Linked DNA regions of Mus musculus: region 2 is linked to region 1. The links are chromatin loops, found by intact Hi-C in ENCODE. Cell type or tissue: left cerebral cortex. All regions are shown on one strand. Links, peaks and the distances in the headings refer to the core of each region. The heading gives the core; the rest is flanking DNA.

Evidence for each region. A loop is a pair of places that touch in the nucleus more often than their neighbours do. Peaks named below come from ENCODE experiments on the same cell type or tissue, not always from the same donor. Only the 100,000 strongest peaks of a DNase experiment are listed, where the experiment ranks them.
Region 2: it touches region 1 in a loop (3-fold over the local background); 2 of 42 quality-filtered maps call a loop at or near these places.

Annotation. Positions count from the first base shown.
Region 1 is chr6:32,395,956-32,404,271 of GRCm38, reverse strand. The region is part of intron 3 of Plxna4 (plexin A4); the gene reads left to right. Among named protein-coding and RNA genes, the nearest start is that of Plxna4os1, 110 kb to the left of the region's middle. In left cerebral cortex, for the core only: no CTCF peak of the experiment used is centred there; no DNase peak of the experiment used is centred there.
Region 2 is chr6:32,344,559-32,352,874 of GRCm38, reverse strand. All of the region lies in intron 3 of Plxna4 (plexin A4), which reads left to right. Among named protein-coding and RNA genes, the nearest start is that of Plxna4os1, 160 kb to the left of the region's middle. In left cerebral cortex, for the core only: no CTCF peak of the experiment used is centred there; a DNase peak (open chromatin) is centred at 4,568.

The DNA.
Region 1 (8,316 bases), core at 2,204-4,703:
GATGCTGCCAGGCTCCAGGCTGCTGTCCCCCACTTCTTCTTGTTGTACCCTTTTCTACAGAGTTTCTCCAGGTTTTCATTTGTATCCTCCTTTGATAGTATTGACATTTAAAGCAACTTCCTGCCTAGTCTGTCCTTAACTCTACCAACTCCTTTCTGCCCCAGATAACGACCAACCTTCCTCATCCTCCAGTGTGTGTACTAGCATATGAGAAACTGATTTTCTGTCTTGTACTTCCGAGAAGTCTGGAGCAGCTGCCAAGCCAGCCTTTATATTAGCCCCAAAGCACTTTTTGCTGTTGTTGTTGTTGTTGTTTGACATTTCTCCATCCCTTCCAAGTGGGAGAGGTGCAGTTAAATGCTCAAATGCCCCTCTTGCTGGCTAAGGTCTGCTTGCTGTGGGCCTGCAGGAGGATGAGATGTACATCTACAGGACCATGCAGTAGCCCACTGCTCCCAAAGGGAAGGCCACATGAGGATGTGATGGGGAGTTGGGTCCCCAAAGGCTGATAATTCCCAGATTGAGAGCTTAGTAGGTTGCTAGATCTAAGCTACTGATGGCCATAGAAGACTTGTGTTATAAGAGATCCAATAAGGGCAAGAAAGCATGGAAGGTGGGTCAGAGCAGTATGGGATAGGTGGACAGACTGCCGACTCCACACTGGACTCCTGTGTTGGGCTTCATAAATCCTCTGACTCCATCCTGAATCCAGTGGTGGCCTAAGCCCTTTGTGTTAGTTTCATTTTGGCCCCATTCTATATGGGATGTGACCTCTCATAGTCTGCTATCATTAGCAGGAGGTTAACAGGATTTGCCCAGGATTCCCCAGCAGGTCAGTTGTATAGAAATCAGGACCTGAGCTGTCTCCTATCAAATCAGTATGCTCGCTCCTAGAACAGAGGCATGGGCCCAGATCACGGGGACATTCAAGTTCAGAGAGGTGTCCCGATGCAATGTGACTTGTGCACTATCACCCAGCCTATTAGTTACAGAATTGGGGTTAGAATCCAGGTTTCCTAATTTTAATTTAATGTTTGTTCCACTTCTCACCCTTGGTCTGGTTCTCTGGTTCTCTCACCTGCTCCCTCATTAGCCAGGAGGAGGGAGCTCCCTTGATGCTGGCATCTGCCAGTGCCATCTGTACTAGTTCAGCCTGGCAGTCCCTAGAGGGTAGGACAGAGGCAGCCCTTCCCGGCTGGGCATCACTTCAGAGGCAACTTGGCTGCCCAGCACAGTGGCTGAATGGGAGAGCAGGTTTAGCATAAGCTGAGCCCATCCCCCTTTCCCCACCCCTTCCCATGTGTCCTGGGTCTCAGCCAGGGCTTGGAAAAAAAATTAAAATAAATAAATTCTGGGTGGCTGCTAGCCAGACAGACACCCAGGTTATTGGAGGATTGGGGAAGGTCAGACAGGGAGGCCAGTTAGCATGAGAAAAAATAAAGAAGACACTGTGGTGTGAATGGGTGGCCTGGGTCTTATGGGCTCTGTGCCTGGAATTGGTAATGTGTCTGGTGGCGGGGTGGCTTCTGGCTGCACAGCTAGGCTTCTCAGGCAACCCCAGGCTTTATATCCCCACTCTGAAGAGGGATCCATGTCCTGGCATCTTAGATGAATTTGGCTTCCCCTTAGCCCACTGTACTGGGCATTCTTTGCACTCCTGGGGTGTCTGGAGCCTCAGCCATGGGTACGTAGCACAGTCTTTCCTCAACACTACTATCCTTTCTTCTGTCTTTCCTAGTTCTGGCATCTCCAGAGAGTTGATACCATGTCTGATACCATTGTCCTCTCAATTCTCAGTTCGCTGTACAGTGGCCTCTGGTGCGATCTCAGTAACTACTTCTCAAGTAGAATAAGAAGATGCTGGGATAATAAGATCAGGAGCTGAGCAATGAGCTTGGTGGGCTCTTAGCCCTGGCTACAAAGCCCAGTTGCAGTGTGAGGCTGTGTTCTTCCCATTCATGGCTCTGCCATTGGGTTCATGACACCCTCTTAAGAAATCAGCCCCAACCAACAGTTCTACTGCATGCCTGGAAGTGTCTTCAGTGTTTGCCTGATAGCCTTATAAGAAGGGCAAACTTCTTAACTTAGAGCAGCAATGTCTGGCTGGGGAGTCAGAGTGATGACCTTCAGGAACCTTGGAGAGAGAAAGAAAGTGTCCCTATGGGTGAAGGAGCTGAGGGCCACCACTGAAATTGGCTATAATGATGGACATGTTACACAGGTACAGAGCGAGCACAGGTTAGCTGTGATGAGCCAGTAGATATCTCCAAGCAGTTGGTGGGGAATAGTCTTTGAAACCACAGAGCATGCAACTAACAATTAGAGCAGGGTTCCATCACAGTTTAATGTAACTGGTCTATGGGGTGAAGAGGGGCAGACAGGACCTTGCTGGGGAAGATTAGGTGGTCCGTCTTCTCAACTTGAGAAGAGAGGTTTCTATGTTGTTAGAGACCCAGACCTGGCTGCTCACCTGGCACAGAGGCAGCATATCTGAGTATCACTGAAGTTTTGCAAACAACAATATCCATGTGTATCTACTGACTGGCCTGGGGTCTTTGCTGTGATTTATTAGATATCCACAGTCTCTGACAAGGTTCCATTGGGATGGCCCAGAGCAGGTTAGATACTGGCTGTTTCCACAGCAGCTGCTAAGCCAGGCACTTGATAGCACAGAGGCTGAGCACTCCAACCTATATAGAAGAACAATGAGACCAGACAGCAACTTAAACGTCTTGGGCATCTGATACCCATCCAAAACGTCCCTGTCTCCTGAGCTACTTATCAGGGTATGGTGAATCTGAGCTGGGGACTCAGAGAGGAGAACTCTGGAAGTGAATGAAGGGTGGGCTGGGGAAAATACCTTACGCTTAAAAGACATATCTGAAACCATGAATATCTGAAAAGAATACCTCATGTCATTCCCACTTGGAAATATATCAGAACCTCATTTGTCCCCACCATGCTAAAGGCCCAATTTTTTTCTCCATGTTTATACTTACTTATTGGTTTCATAATATGGGCTGAGTGGGTTTAAGGACCAGAAGAGAACAGAACAAAACAAGCTCAGGTGGCTTTTGACACATGTGCCTGTCCTGGGTCTTTCACTGAGCTCCATAGTCTTCAGAGCCTCTATGGACTTCTAAGCCACCTGGTGACAGGGAACAATGTCATAAGCATTCTTGGCAGAAGGATGGCAATGAAAAGAAAGAGATAGGATTTGGTCTCCCAGGTCCCCACCACTATTGGTACCTTGAATTGGCTATATCCATCCTTCAGGTCTCTTCCTAGCATGCTCCACCTCTGACTCCTTCCTTGTGGCCACTGTCAGCCCTGCTCATTCATCGGTCCTCAGGTTAAAGGTTGGCTAAGGTCCTTCCCCCTCTCCAGGCTCAGGGTAAGGTCTTATTCATCCCTGTGGTTTATGTAGGGGAGCACAAATGTAGAATGAGTAGCTGTGAGCACAGAAGCCATACTGATGTCATCTTGGAAGGTGGCCACACTACCAGGCACACAGGCCACCCCTGTCCTGCTTAACATGAGGCATAGCCCATACTCTTAGATGGATGTACATCATCTTTCCAGTCAAGCTGCCTGGTTTCTGGGGGAGGACAGAAACAAGGCTCCGTCAGCCTTTTGTTCATTCAGAAGGAGAGGAGGGAAGGGGAGGGGGTCAATGGGGAACTCCTTAGACTGTAGAGCTTAGGAGAGATGACAGAGCTGGCCCTCTGTGTCCCTTACTGCCCCACAAGCCTCCTCTGCTCCCTGGCTTTTGAGTCACCAGCCAAGAATTTTTCTTTTTCTTGATGACATCATTTTATAAGACTGAAAACCCAGAAGCACAGAATGGAAAAAAGATGTCACAGCCCATCTCCTGAGCAACCAATGAGAGGGGAGCCTGAGCTGAGTGTTCTGTTCTCAAGTGATACACTGCACAGACAAGCGTTTCTAGTGGCCGCTCTGAGGGTGGGGTGTTCTGGCTACCCATGAGGAACAAAGATGAGTGGGTCACACTCTGGCTTGTTTGGGGACCTACTTTGTCAGAAGATGTTTGTGATAGCTGGGTTTGTAGCTATGCCTTCCAGTCAGAGTTCTGGGTAGGCTACAACTTGTCTGAGCTGCTTGGCACTCCATTATTCAGTTATTCCATAACTGAAAGGGCTAGCCTGACAAGAGACAGAAGCCATTTATCTATATCATATCTATTGGCCAGCTGACTGGTATTCAAGGAGTTGGTTATCAGTTACTATGCTATGCACCCTCAGCTCCAGGTCCCCTCATCTGTTCCAGGGCTTGGTATCCCACTTTGAAGTGTGAGGTAATTAAGGCTAGTGTTCCTCAATGTCTTCCTGGGTTAGAGGAGGGATTGAGACACAATCCCCTGAATCTCTTGTTCAAATTCCTACAATCCTGAATCCTAGACATGAGCCACTCTTGAAGCTAGTGTGCCCCAGCATGTAGGCCTGGGGACTCTAGGGAGTGAGAGAGAAGAGCTATGGGGCCCAACTCACATTGATTTATTCTTCAGGGGTTTGAAGGCTGGAGCCCCTTTGGGAGCAAAAGATACAAGGCCAAGGCCAAAGGAAATGGAATGATCACAAGCAAGTGTTCTGAACACAAACTGAGAGTCAAAGTAGTTGATAATGTCATAATGTTAAGCATACACAAAAAAATGCCGCTGTCATTTAGTGACTAAGCTTAGTTAATCCTGGGATTTATTAAACACTGCTTTTCTCATTTTGGTCTCAGGCAGAGAAACAGACTGACTGGATGACTTGGGAATGGTGATCACTGAAGACCCCAGTTTCAAGGGTTACCCCGTATCAAAGAATTAATATTGGAGAATGGGAAGAATCTCCTATTGGGGATTAGTTACTGATGTCAGTGTCATACTTATATGATGCTCAGAGAATTCAGGGGTGGCTCAGGCCACCATGACTGTCTTCTCACTCCTGTACAGGTTGGCTTTATTAAGGAAATACTAACCTGCCACTCAGCGGAAATTGATTGAAACAAGTCTGCAGTCCGAGGCAGAGGCAGTGGCATGTAGAAAGATGGAAGGGCAGAGAGGACCCTGGGAGCATCCAGCCTCTTTGGATCTATGCTGGAGACAGACTAGGATATGGAGAGCCTTAAATGGCCCAAACAGATTAGGGGAGAAGTTACAGCTGACTGTGCATAGCCTAGTGACTGGTAACCAACTCCTTGAATAACATTCAGCTGGCCAATAGAGGTGATGTAAATAAATAGACTACTGTCTCCACTCAGGCCAGCCCTTTCAGTTACTGCATCAAGTCGCCCCCCATTCCTTGACCTCAGATCATATCACCCTATGAAATGCTCCTTATCCTCACAGCAGCTCTGAACCATCTGTCACCCCTCACTCTTACTCTTCTGGCTCACTGTTGATCTAGCCTGTATGGCATTCCTTGTCTGGAAGCTTCTAAGCCACAGTATCATCCGGCCATGGTGGGGGTCTCCATCTTCCACATTTTCTCTGCTTTGTTTCTGCTCAGTTACCGAATATCCATAAAAGAGTTCATCTTTACACCTGCCTTCTACTCCAACATAGTTAATATGCTTTTGTATATGTGTATATGTATGTGTATATGTGTATATGCATATGCATGTGCTCTTGTGTGTGCAGGTGTATATGCACATATGTATATGTGTTGTGTGGAGGCCTGAAGACCACTTCATATGTTGTTCCTCTGAAACTATCTACCTTGTTCATTCACTTTTTTTTATCTCTCCCTCTTTGCCCTGCTCTCCATCTCCAGAGTCTCCTATTGGCCTGGTAGTTGCCAAGTAGGTCAGGCTGGCTGCCAGCAACCCACAGCGATCTGCTTGTCTCCACTTCCCCAATGCTGGGATTATAAGCATATGCCACCATGCCTGGCTTTATGTCACATGTGTCCTAGGGTTCAAGCCTTATCTTTTAAAGAGGAGCTCTTTGCCGACGGAGCCATTCCTTTAGCCCCTCTGCTAAGATGCTTTAACACAAAGTACCTTTTTTACTCAAAGACATCTCTAAGTTGAGTGTGAAAAAACCTTTTGTAGTGCATTAAACAATGAGCCTGCTCAATTCCACCATATCTCAAATGGTGGGTATCATACTCAAAACTACTCGGTGGGGGGTGTGCTTTTCGAGAATGCAAAATTCTCACTAAGTAGGTCTTGGGTGACACATGAGATTGGGCATTTCTAATGCGCTCCGAAGCTCTGGGTACTTGAACCATATACTGAGTCTAGACTAGACCGAAGTATGGTCTGTGAACAATGTGTTAATGGTCTGTTCAGGGCAGATATCAGAGGGTGAAGACTTGGAAATGCACACAGCACTTCGATATTGTTCGGGATCAGGGGGTATGCCCAATGAATTTGCATGCTGTCATTTGCTATTTTATTTTTTCTAGTCATTTGCTTGGTATTTGACAAATGTATCCTTCTACGAAAGACTGGAAAATTTTCACCAAATGGCTCTCTACCACAGAAAGTTTGAGAAGCCTCGGGTTAGAGAATACCTCTGAGACTTTCAGATGTTCTGAGCTCCCGGACAAAAGTACCCTGTCTAGGGCAACATATCCTGGAGACGGTAATCCCTGCTAAGGATTTCCAGCAAGGTTTTTGGCATCATCCCATCTCCCCCTGTTTTCCACGCTCAGTTCAGTGTTTCCTTTTCTGAGGCAGAATTCCAGTGATCTCAGACAAAGGTTAAGCTTATCAGGAGGGCTGTGCCAGGAAATGCCAGGAGACTGGGTGCCAGGTCACCTGTGTGCAAAGCCCTGAGGTGCCATCCCAAACCTGGGCAGCTCACTCTCTCCCTTCCCAGCGGGCTCTCCTTCTACTGTGGCAACCATCTGCCCCACTTCTGAGAGAGAGAAAAAACAGGCTGAAAAACAGGCCCAGAGAAGGCTTCCTGCCCCACTGGCTGGAAGGGGAGGGCTGGGTTAATGAAGCCAAGTGCAGTTATGAGGGGAACCGGGCCAGCTGGAGCTCTCCCAGGCTTGACCTGCAGTCCTTTGGCAGGACCCGGGCTGCTGGGGGAGTGGCTAGAGACAAAAACATAGTCTGGTTTTCTCTCAGCAGAGGAGGTCTTTGTTGCTCTTGGACTACTGTGAGCTGTCAGGCATACTGGCCAGCCCTGGTGGGATGACCCCGGGGAGTGAGGACTGGCAGGACTGGCGGGTCTTCTTTCAAACTTGCCTTCTTCCTCCCATTCTCCAGCCTTGATGTCTGGTCCTGAGTGGAAGAGCTGATAGACCCTTCTAATATTTAGTCATTCAGCCAGCCAGTCAGTCAGTCAGCCAGTCAGTCAGTCAGTCAGTCAGTCAGTCAGCCAGTCAGTCAGTCAGTCAGTCAGTTGTTGGTCAATCATCTAGGCTTTTTGTTTGTTTGCTTGCTTTGTTTTGTTTTTTGAGACTGAGTCTCACTAAATAGCCCAGGCTGCTCTTAAACTCACAATCCTTTCTCCATCTTCCCAAGTGCTGAGATTGCTGTTGTACACCACTGTGCCCAGCTTTCATTGCCTGTCAATAGACGGGGTTCTTTTTGCCTTTCTCTTCTGAGCTTCAGGGAATCCCCTACATAGAGCCGCTTCATGGATGATCTCACAATCTTTACTAAATGTTAATTAAAGTACAATCACTCAGAGAGCAAAGGGATCAGTGGTGAATAACTATGCTCCAAATGATCTCACATCATTTGCAGATCAACCACTCCAGCATTCAAAACTGATATGATGTTGATCAGGCCCAGGTTTAGTTGAGGGGTTAGATTTTGATGTGTGCTTATGATTTATTGGATGATCCTACACTGCTTCATCCTTCAGTTTGTGTAATTTGTGAGTGAGGTATCATGTTGGTCACAGGAGGATGTGCCATTGAGAAACTCGTGTGTGTGTGTGTACACATGGGTGTGCATCTGTGTACGTTCATGCTTTCCCCCTTTTATATAAAAAGAGATTCTACATATGGTGGTGCTTCTAGTGTTTTTTTCCAGTGAAGAAGATGAACGTTGCTAGCTTGTGGTTACAACCAGACAAAGGAAAGGTGATTGGACTAACTGGGGGTGGTGTTCTGCTGTACTAGGCAAGAACACATGTAAAATTGGTGTCAGCATGAGTGTCTGCCCGCCCAGCTCTAGAGGCTGGTATAGCTGTGAGCCTCCTGTTCCCTCTGGCTATTTAGAACTCAGGTCACTACCCAGCTTTACTAAACCAGTTCCTGGGGTTAGGTGTGATGCACAGACCCAGGGTCATATGCTAAGCTCTCTGATTGACTCAGGATCTGGCCCATGGCAGTGACCTCATTAACCAGG
Region 2 (8,316 bases), core at 3,415-5,914, 53 kb after region 1:
ACAATAATCACAGACACTTCTTATTTTACAGCCAAGATGAATCTGCTTGCAACTCATTATATCCCTAGATTCTTTATTTGACTAATATAAGTGTGTTACTGTGGCTTGTGAATTCTCTCATTATTATCTGCTTTGTTATTCATACTTTTATCCAGTGTTATTATTTTTGTCTAGTTTCCTTTTTCTTTAGTTTTTCATAATGCCTCAAAGCTTTTGCTTTATTTATAATCAAACATTTCTTCATGGCAGAGACAATTTTGTTGACATTCCAGGGAGGAGGAAGGGTAAGGAACAGAGCTGGACTGGACTGTCTCCACAAAGCCGTTTCCACACCAAAGGAAAACCATGATGATGGATTTGTTCATGCCACTTCATGCCTGGCATGGGGCCCATGCTTAAAGCCCCTTGGGTGCAAAGCATCTAAAAATGGACAATGGTGTTTCCCAGAGTGTGTCTGAGTACTATTTTGACTAAGAAATACAGTCAGTAGCTTGAATGAACTCAGCGAAGTGACTATCCATAGCCCACATTCTTCAATAGATAACATTAGTACCAATTCTCTATGTGGGATAAATGGTTCCTAACTCCATTGGTGTGAAGACAAGGCTCAATACGAATATAACCTGGCTCTACTGAGCCTGTGTCTTTCTATTTCCTGATCTACCAAGATGTGACCCAGCTACCCCATAGCTCCTCTGGCATAGACAGAGGCCATGCCTTTATCATCATGGACTTGTAGCTTTTAACCATGAGGTAGAATAAATCCATTCTCCTTTTATTTGCTTTGGCCACACTGATGAGAGAAGTAACTACACCCAAGCTAGGCTTATCTAAGATGATCAGTATGTTAAATTCTTGCTTTGTTTCTTTGTTTTTTCCTTATGATGTTTTCAACTGAATATTGGTTATCAGTATTTCACCTGGTCATATATGCATGCCTCTGTGTGTGTGTGTGTGTGTGTGTGTGTGTGTGTGTGTGTGTGTGTGTGTGTGTGTAAAATTCAATTATCTGACACCCAGTAGATGCTTAATAATATTAAATTATTATTTCATCTTCCCCAAGAAGATTTAAAATATATTGAAAGAAGAAAAAGCTTCAAAACAGCAACAATAATCCACCAAATACCCAGGAGTATGCTCTAAAGGAACAGGGCAGGGGCCATGCTGAAGAGAGAACAAAACATGGGGTGCTTCCAGATGGAGAGCCGTGTCTATTTACATTCTGGGTAAAAGGTGCAAGCATCGATTTGTGTGTGGATGGAGAAGGTGTGAGTGAGCTGGTGAAGGAACAATGGGTCTGGCTGAATGAAGCACTGGCTCATGGGTAGAGAGAAGAGAAGGTGGAGACATCAATCAGGCCCATTCTGCAAAGGGCTTGAATCCTATTGTAAAAGATATAGGTTTGACTATATTTTAGCAATTCTAAAATACACGTTTTTTTCCCTCCCATTTTCAACATCTCTGAAACTGAGTGCATCTTACAATCAATGCATTGTCATACTTAATTGCTAGTGCTTTTTTTGTTTTTTGCTTTTTTTCTTTCTATTTTAGTAGTACATAAAATTATAGCATGGTGTACAATTGGTGCCTTAGTTTGGATGAAATGTGGTGTGTTAAAGGCTGCAAGGCCCAAGGATTGGAGAAAGCTTTCTGCTGCTATTTCTCCCCTTGTTCTTCCAAAGAATTGTCCAATGCTTATAAAATATGCTCGGTTGTCTTCCGATACAACTCAGATCTGACAGGAGACCTCAGACTTCCTAACTCCCCGGGGTTGTGGTTGAGACTCTTGACATCTACTTCTTCCAGCCTGCATCTCCTGTCTCTGCACAGCTCTGTGGACTCAACAGAATGAGCTTGGTGGCAGAAAATGGGACTTGAGGGTGATGCTCTCTTTTTCATGCCTTTTACTGCTCCTCATTTGTCTCTGTGCCCTCTTGTCTGTTTTTCTCTATTAAGCAAAGCTGTCTTGTGGGGATGCTAAATCCATGGGTCTCTCTGTTGTGGGGACAAGGGTAAGGAAACCCAGGCAAGTGTGACCCTCCCTTTTCCCCAGGAGCTGTTGGCCATTGGCCCTCAAGGAGAAAGGGATGGGGGTTGAGAGAAGAGTAGGGTTCAGTTGGCATGAATACTGACAGATAGATTGACTTCCAGTATCATCTTTAACCACACAGCTAAACTTTATTCAGGGTGAACAAGGGCTATATGGGTCTTGGGGATTGGGTAGGAAATACCAAGGTGGATATAGCTATTGGCTAGGATGGAGGCCTGGGAATGCTTCATTTACATAAAGAGGAATTTCAAGAACCTTCTTATCAGGAGAGAGAAAGTTGAACCTGTAATCTGGCTAAACACTATGTGACTGTCCTCAGAGGTGGGGGAAGTAGAGGTCTTGGCATTCTATGTTCCACATGTTGCTCTTTCTTCACCAGGCTTCACTTTATCTGGTGTTTGAAAGGACCAGATATAAGAACACCATTGCACTCTGCATCCCTTCACCAAGAGATCATCTGAGCCCATTGCGAGAATGGCAGGGTGGAGCCTCTCATCACAAACATATCTGTAGGCCTCCATTTATCTTCCATATCCTCCATATCCCTGAAAGGTGCTGTCATAGAGAACAGTGCTACATCTGAATGTCACATGCCTTCTCAGGGAGAAAATGGCTCTTTCTTTGTCCGTCTAGTGTTGGATGAGCAAAGTGGACAGCTGGACCATCGCTTTCCATTTATTTTTGAAGACAGGCCCTGTGTCTTACTCAATTGTATGTCTCCAGAGCCAGACTCTTGTCACCCTCTGATATTTGCAGTGTGGTCACTAAGCAATTATTGACTGAATGCTAAGCATTGTTTCTCTTAAGAGACATTCCAGGCTAGACTAGGAGGCTGTGTGGCTATCTATAGAATATCCTCCTATGGTGAGGGTGAGGATGTCAGATAATCATTGTGTAAATATCTGTGTAATTACTCTGCTGGCAGCCTTTGAAAGACAATTTGTCCTGAAAGCATGAAACAGCTCATGTCATGAAAAGCATAAAACACCATGTTTTAGCTGGCCTTAGTAGTTGATGGCTCTGATAACTTGATGCTTCCATACACAAGAGATTACCCCTACAAGGAGGGAAAGAAAAGAAAAGAAATGAATTGAATTGGCATTCATATTCAATTTTAAAGGGATCTGAAGCTACCTTGGAGTAGTAAGAGTTTAGAGGAGCCTCAATGACCCACAAAAGTGTCACTGTCTCCATTAGGGACTAAGGGGAATTTGGTGTTCACTGTTCTGTTCCCCATGCTGGCCACAGAGGCAGAATAGACCTGGGTCTCCTGGCTCTTATTCCGGTATTCTCTCCAAGACATACACAGCCCTCCATCCCACAATCCTTTCTGAAGCTGACATTAGCAGACCATGCCCTCACTGTAGTGCGCAGCTGGGAACATGGGTTCTGTGAGTGTGGAAGTGGCTGTGGGTTTGAGAGGCAGCTAGTTCCAGAGGTAAATAACAGGTTTCTACAGTGTCTGTGTGATGAGCAGCTGCTTCCCCTCGGCACAAGAATTACCAGGCTTAGCTTGCTCCTCTGGGAAGGACTTAGAACTGACAATCAGGAGAACATCCTTGCTTTGCCTTGTGGGGTTGGTGGTTATGGGAGCTGCAAGGGTCAGTGCAATGAGCCAGATATGCCCAGCTGCCGGAAATGACTTCTTGGCCTGCCACCACCACACATAACCCTTCTCTCCCAGTGTGAAGAAAACCCCAGTTAGTGAGCAAGGGACATTTTTGTCCAGCCTAGACATGCTCTCACAGCAGAGCTTCATAGTCCTTCAAGCTGATTACTTCCTGTTCACTTGGGCATGGCAGCTGCTTGTGTCATTTTGGATGGCTTCTTTCTCAGAGTTAGGTCAGGCAGAGAGTGTTCCAGATTTTAAACATTGCTTCTACAATATAGTTTAAGCTTGCTATAACTGGGGTTTATTGGTTGATGGCAGAGGGCTGTGATGTATCTACTGGTGGAAAAAAGCTTGCAAAGAGACGAGTATATCTCCCAGTCTGTCTAATAACCCCTTGAGCACCAGTGCTGAGCAAGAACGAATGTCTCCAAACCAGCTATAGCTGTACCATTTGTTTTTATATTTCTGCACAAGTATGCAAGTATTCACATATACAGTTGTAGGTGCTTTCACAGCGGGGAATATGTGTCTGACATTTCATGTGTACAGAACTCCTGTAAGATTTGATTTGCCTGTCAGTCTACCGTACATGTGTTCATAACAGGTATCTGAAGTATATCTATTCTGATTTTGCTCATGTGACACTCCCCCCCCCCCATCTTTCTAGGGGAGAAACTGCAGTGTCAGCCATGCAATAAAGAGAAACGGATTTCTATGGAGCCCTCCTCTGCCCCGCAGACACATTGCCACAGCTTTTATGCAGCATATTACACTGTGGTGAAATTTAGTTAATTTTATGGTTTGTTATTACAACAGCAGAGTGGATTGAGAGAAGCAGCTTTTGTTGGCTCCAAGTCCCACATTTCCTGGGTGTGAAGGGAGTGAGTAGAGGCAGGAAGCTGGCTGCGGTAGGAGACGAAGTCCACATAGCAGCAACGTGGCTGCTCTGATTGGCTATTAATTTTTAGACCTACAGGAGTTATTTCCGTAGTCAACAGAGACTTGGCTGCTACCCCTGTGGAATATAAATTTTGGTCTGGGAAATGGGAGAGACAGGCAGGACAATGAAGAAGCTATAGGTAGGTACACAGTCATTTTTGCTGAGAGGCATTTTGGTGAAGAGAGCTCTGTAGTGTGAACATTGTGTGTTCAAATCCCACTTTTACTTTCTGTGTGCTCCCTTGTCTCTCACCTCAACTTAGTCGTTTGCTTGATTTGCAAGAAGAGTGCTGGCAGGCCACTGCTGCTATTTGAATCTAAATGTCGTCCGAGATTCATGCATTAAAATGTGTTCTCTAGCCTGGAGAGGAGGGACTAGAACCTTAAGGACGTGGCATCTAATGGAAGAGTTAGGCCATTGGGAATGTGCCCTTGAAAGTGATGTAAGGACCTCAATCTCTCTTTCGTTTCTGGTCATTAGACAAACCAAACCCAGTATTCTAGCTGTAGTATAGAGACTTATCACAGACCCGAAGGTCACAGGGCCAACTGACAAGGGACTGAAAGCACCAAAACGATCCTTTCCCCAGTGTCAGCCGATTGCCTTGAGTAGTATAGTATAGTTACTATGCTGACACGAATCCAACCAGCTCCTCCCTACCCAGGAGGCCCACACCTTCCATGAAGTAAATCTTTAGGAAATGTACATCTCATCTGTATCCTCGTTGAGGAAACTCACAGAATACATCCAGAAACTTCTCAATGGAGAAAAGCAGAGTGGTCAGGTTATGAAATCAGGCACTTTTTGTCTAATCCATCTCCCAAGATCAACAACTTGAGAGGAGGACAGCTTTACTTGGCTTCAAAGGGCTCGGTTCATAGTTGGCCAGTCATGAAGCAGAAAATCATGGCAGCAGGAGCATGTTGACACATTGTTTACCTGATGCTGAACAGGGAGCAAAGGGAGGAAGAGAGAGAACTTGACTCACCATAGCCTTTTAAGTTATAAAGTTCATCAATGGGTCAATCCACTCATGAAGTCAAAGTTCTTGTGATCCTATCACTTTGCATAAGTCCCTCTCTGAACACAAATGCAGTGGAGATCAAGGCTTCAATGTAGGAGCTTTGGAGGGGGCATATGTCAGACCCAAACTAGAACAGATACCAAGTAGGGAGAGACTGTACATGCACAGATCCCACTGGGCATATTTCTGAAGCTCCTACTCCAAACCTCTCATCAGGCTATATAATCAAGAACTTGGGAATGATACTTATGGAAAAGGCAGAATCCAGAAAAAATGTATGCTGCTTGGATCATATGCTCAGCATGTTGGATCTGGCCAGGATTAAAGCCCGTTAGCTGATTGGGGGATAGACCATCAGTTGCTCTGGATGAAACAAAGCTATTGGCATACGTATTTGTGTTCCTAATGGAGCTAATGAAATCTTAAATCCAGAAACAGGAGTAGATTACTTAGAGAGCAGAAGCTCTTTTCGTGAGAGCATGGCTTTCCCTCTTGTTCTCAGCTGGGTCCTCAGTAGCTGCCATGAGCGGCAGGCAAGCAGATGATAAAGAATATGTCATCCCCACTTTCATTCCTCCAAGGTCTGGCAACGTCTCTCTCAGTCTGGGAGGCTGTTTATCTCTGTGCCCATGGTGTCTTCCTTCTCAGCAGACAGTAGCCCAGTGGCTCTGCTGGTCTTGCCAAAGGTATCAGCAGGCCCCCATCCCCTTCTAGAATGGGGAGACTGTCTTCACAGAAAGCAGCAAACCAGATAGAATATGGGCTTTTGGGTGCAGGCCCTAGAGTCACAGTGTAGAGATGCTATGAACCTGCATTTGCTGGGTTTGAATGAGAGGAAAACAATGTCTTTGTTTCATCAGTTGAAACTCATCATTTCACGGACAGTGTCAAAATATGCCAATTTAATGTAGGGTGGCCTTGAACTTTAATGATAAAATCAGGGCTGAGGAGGCTTCTATTTTAGTTCAGGGAGCCCCATGATGAAAGTACTAGAAACCCTCCCAACAAGGCTGAGTCATTTAAGGAAAATGAACTCTGTGATGGGGGCAGGGCAGAAAAGGAAGGTGGCATTGGGAATGAACAACCTCTGACAGAGAACACAGGCTTCCGAGTCAGCACATCATAGAATAATTAGACCTTGGCAATTGCTGAGCCACCCCCTTGTTATAGAAAAAGGAACACTGTTTATTTAGTGTCTTCCTTCTGCACTCAAAGGTTCAGATTGCTCATGATCCCAGAACCTTTTGTTTCTTTTCATAATTTTTGTTGACACATGTATGCGCGCGTATGTGTGTGTGTGTGTGTGTGTGTGTGTGTATGTATGCACACACAAGTGGCAAGCATGGGTGGGTGTAGGTACATTTGGAGGTGGGGCAGAGGACAACCTTAAATGTCATTATTCAGGAAGGAAGGCTGTCTGTAATTTTTGAGGCAGGATTTCTCATTGTCTCACCCACTGGGCTTAGACTCCCTAACCAGTGGACTAAGAGATCTTCCTGTCTCCACCTCGCTAACATTGGGTTTACAGACATGTACAATCATGTACGATATTTTTATTTGAGTTCTAGTGGTCAAAACACAGTTCCTGGCACTGCTTGGAAGACATGCACTTACCAACTGATCCTCCTCCCCTTCCCAGCCTCAGAACCCTAACTTTAACGTTGTGGTCTCTGTAGAAGTGGGTATAACCAGCAGCCTCGCAGACTGTGCTTAAGTCTGCCTTCGGCTTGGGATACAAACAGCCCAAGGAGGATGAACTGTTAAGAGATTAAGAGACAGTAAGTTGTATTTCAAAATAAAACTATGCTGACTAATTTTTTTTAATTAACAGAAGCAGTGCAGACTTTCACAGGGCTTAGAACACTTATCTCCAATGTTGAACTGTCAGGGTAACGCGCTGGCATTCTGGTTAACAGAAAGACCCGGTAACGAGAACCACAGAGCTTGCATTTTTTATTAAAGAGTTTGAAGTAACATCTGAAATAAATTAGCCCCTGTGGACAGCCACCTTGTTATAGCCAATGTTGGCATCCCAGCCACTGCTCCGTGGGCTGTCTGAAGGTAGGCTTGAAGAAATATCAGGGAAACTATTTTTCCTCTAGTGAAGAGGGGCGGGCTATTTGAGATCCTTGTGCTCTGCTGTGCCACCCATGTGGTCCGGCCCCGATGCTGCCCTAATGTCCTTTCTGAGCCTGAACGTGGACTTCCCACTGGTTACTATCAGGCCACAGGATCCAAAGTGTCTCTTGCTACAGTGAGCAAAATAGCTCACAAAGCACCAGGGGGTGATTCTTAGCAGAGGGTCTAGTTCTTCGTGAATATAAACATGAGACCGCTCTCTGTGCAAAAAATATGTCTACTTCTGTCCACCCCCTGCTGCTTCTGTATCTTATACCAGGCCATAAGAATTCTATTAGAGAGATGACTCATAGTGCAGAAATAAGAAGGTTGAGATGCTATAAAATCATCCCAATTATTAAATGCATCTAATGAGCATGCAAACGGTAACTAAATATGTAAGCAAAGCCCTGTTTGGTTTGAAGGACTTTAATAAATTAGGTGAGTTCTCTTTTTGGAGGAAAGGGGTGGCAGGGGTGGGGGATGTACGGAAGGATCCCTGAGTAATGCTAATGTTGCCAGGCCTCCCTTGAGGTGTTTCCATCATGGTTTACAAGGAAATGTCCTTGGTG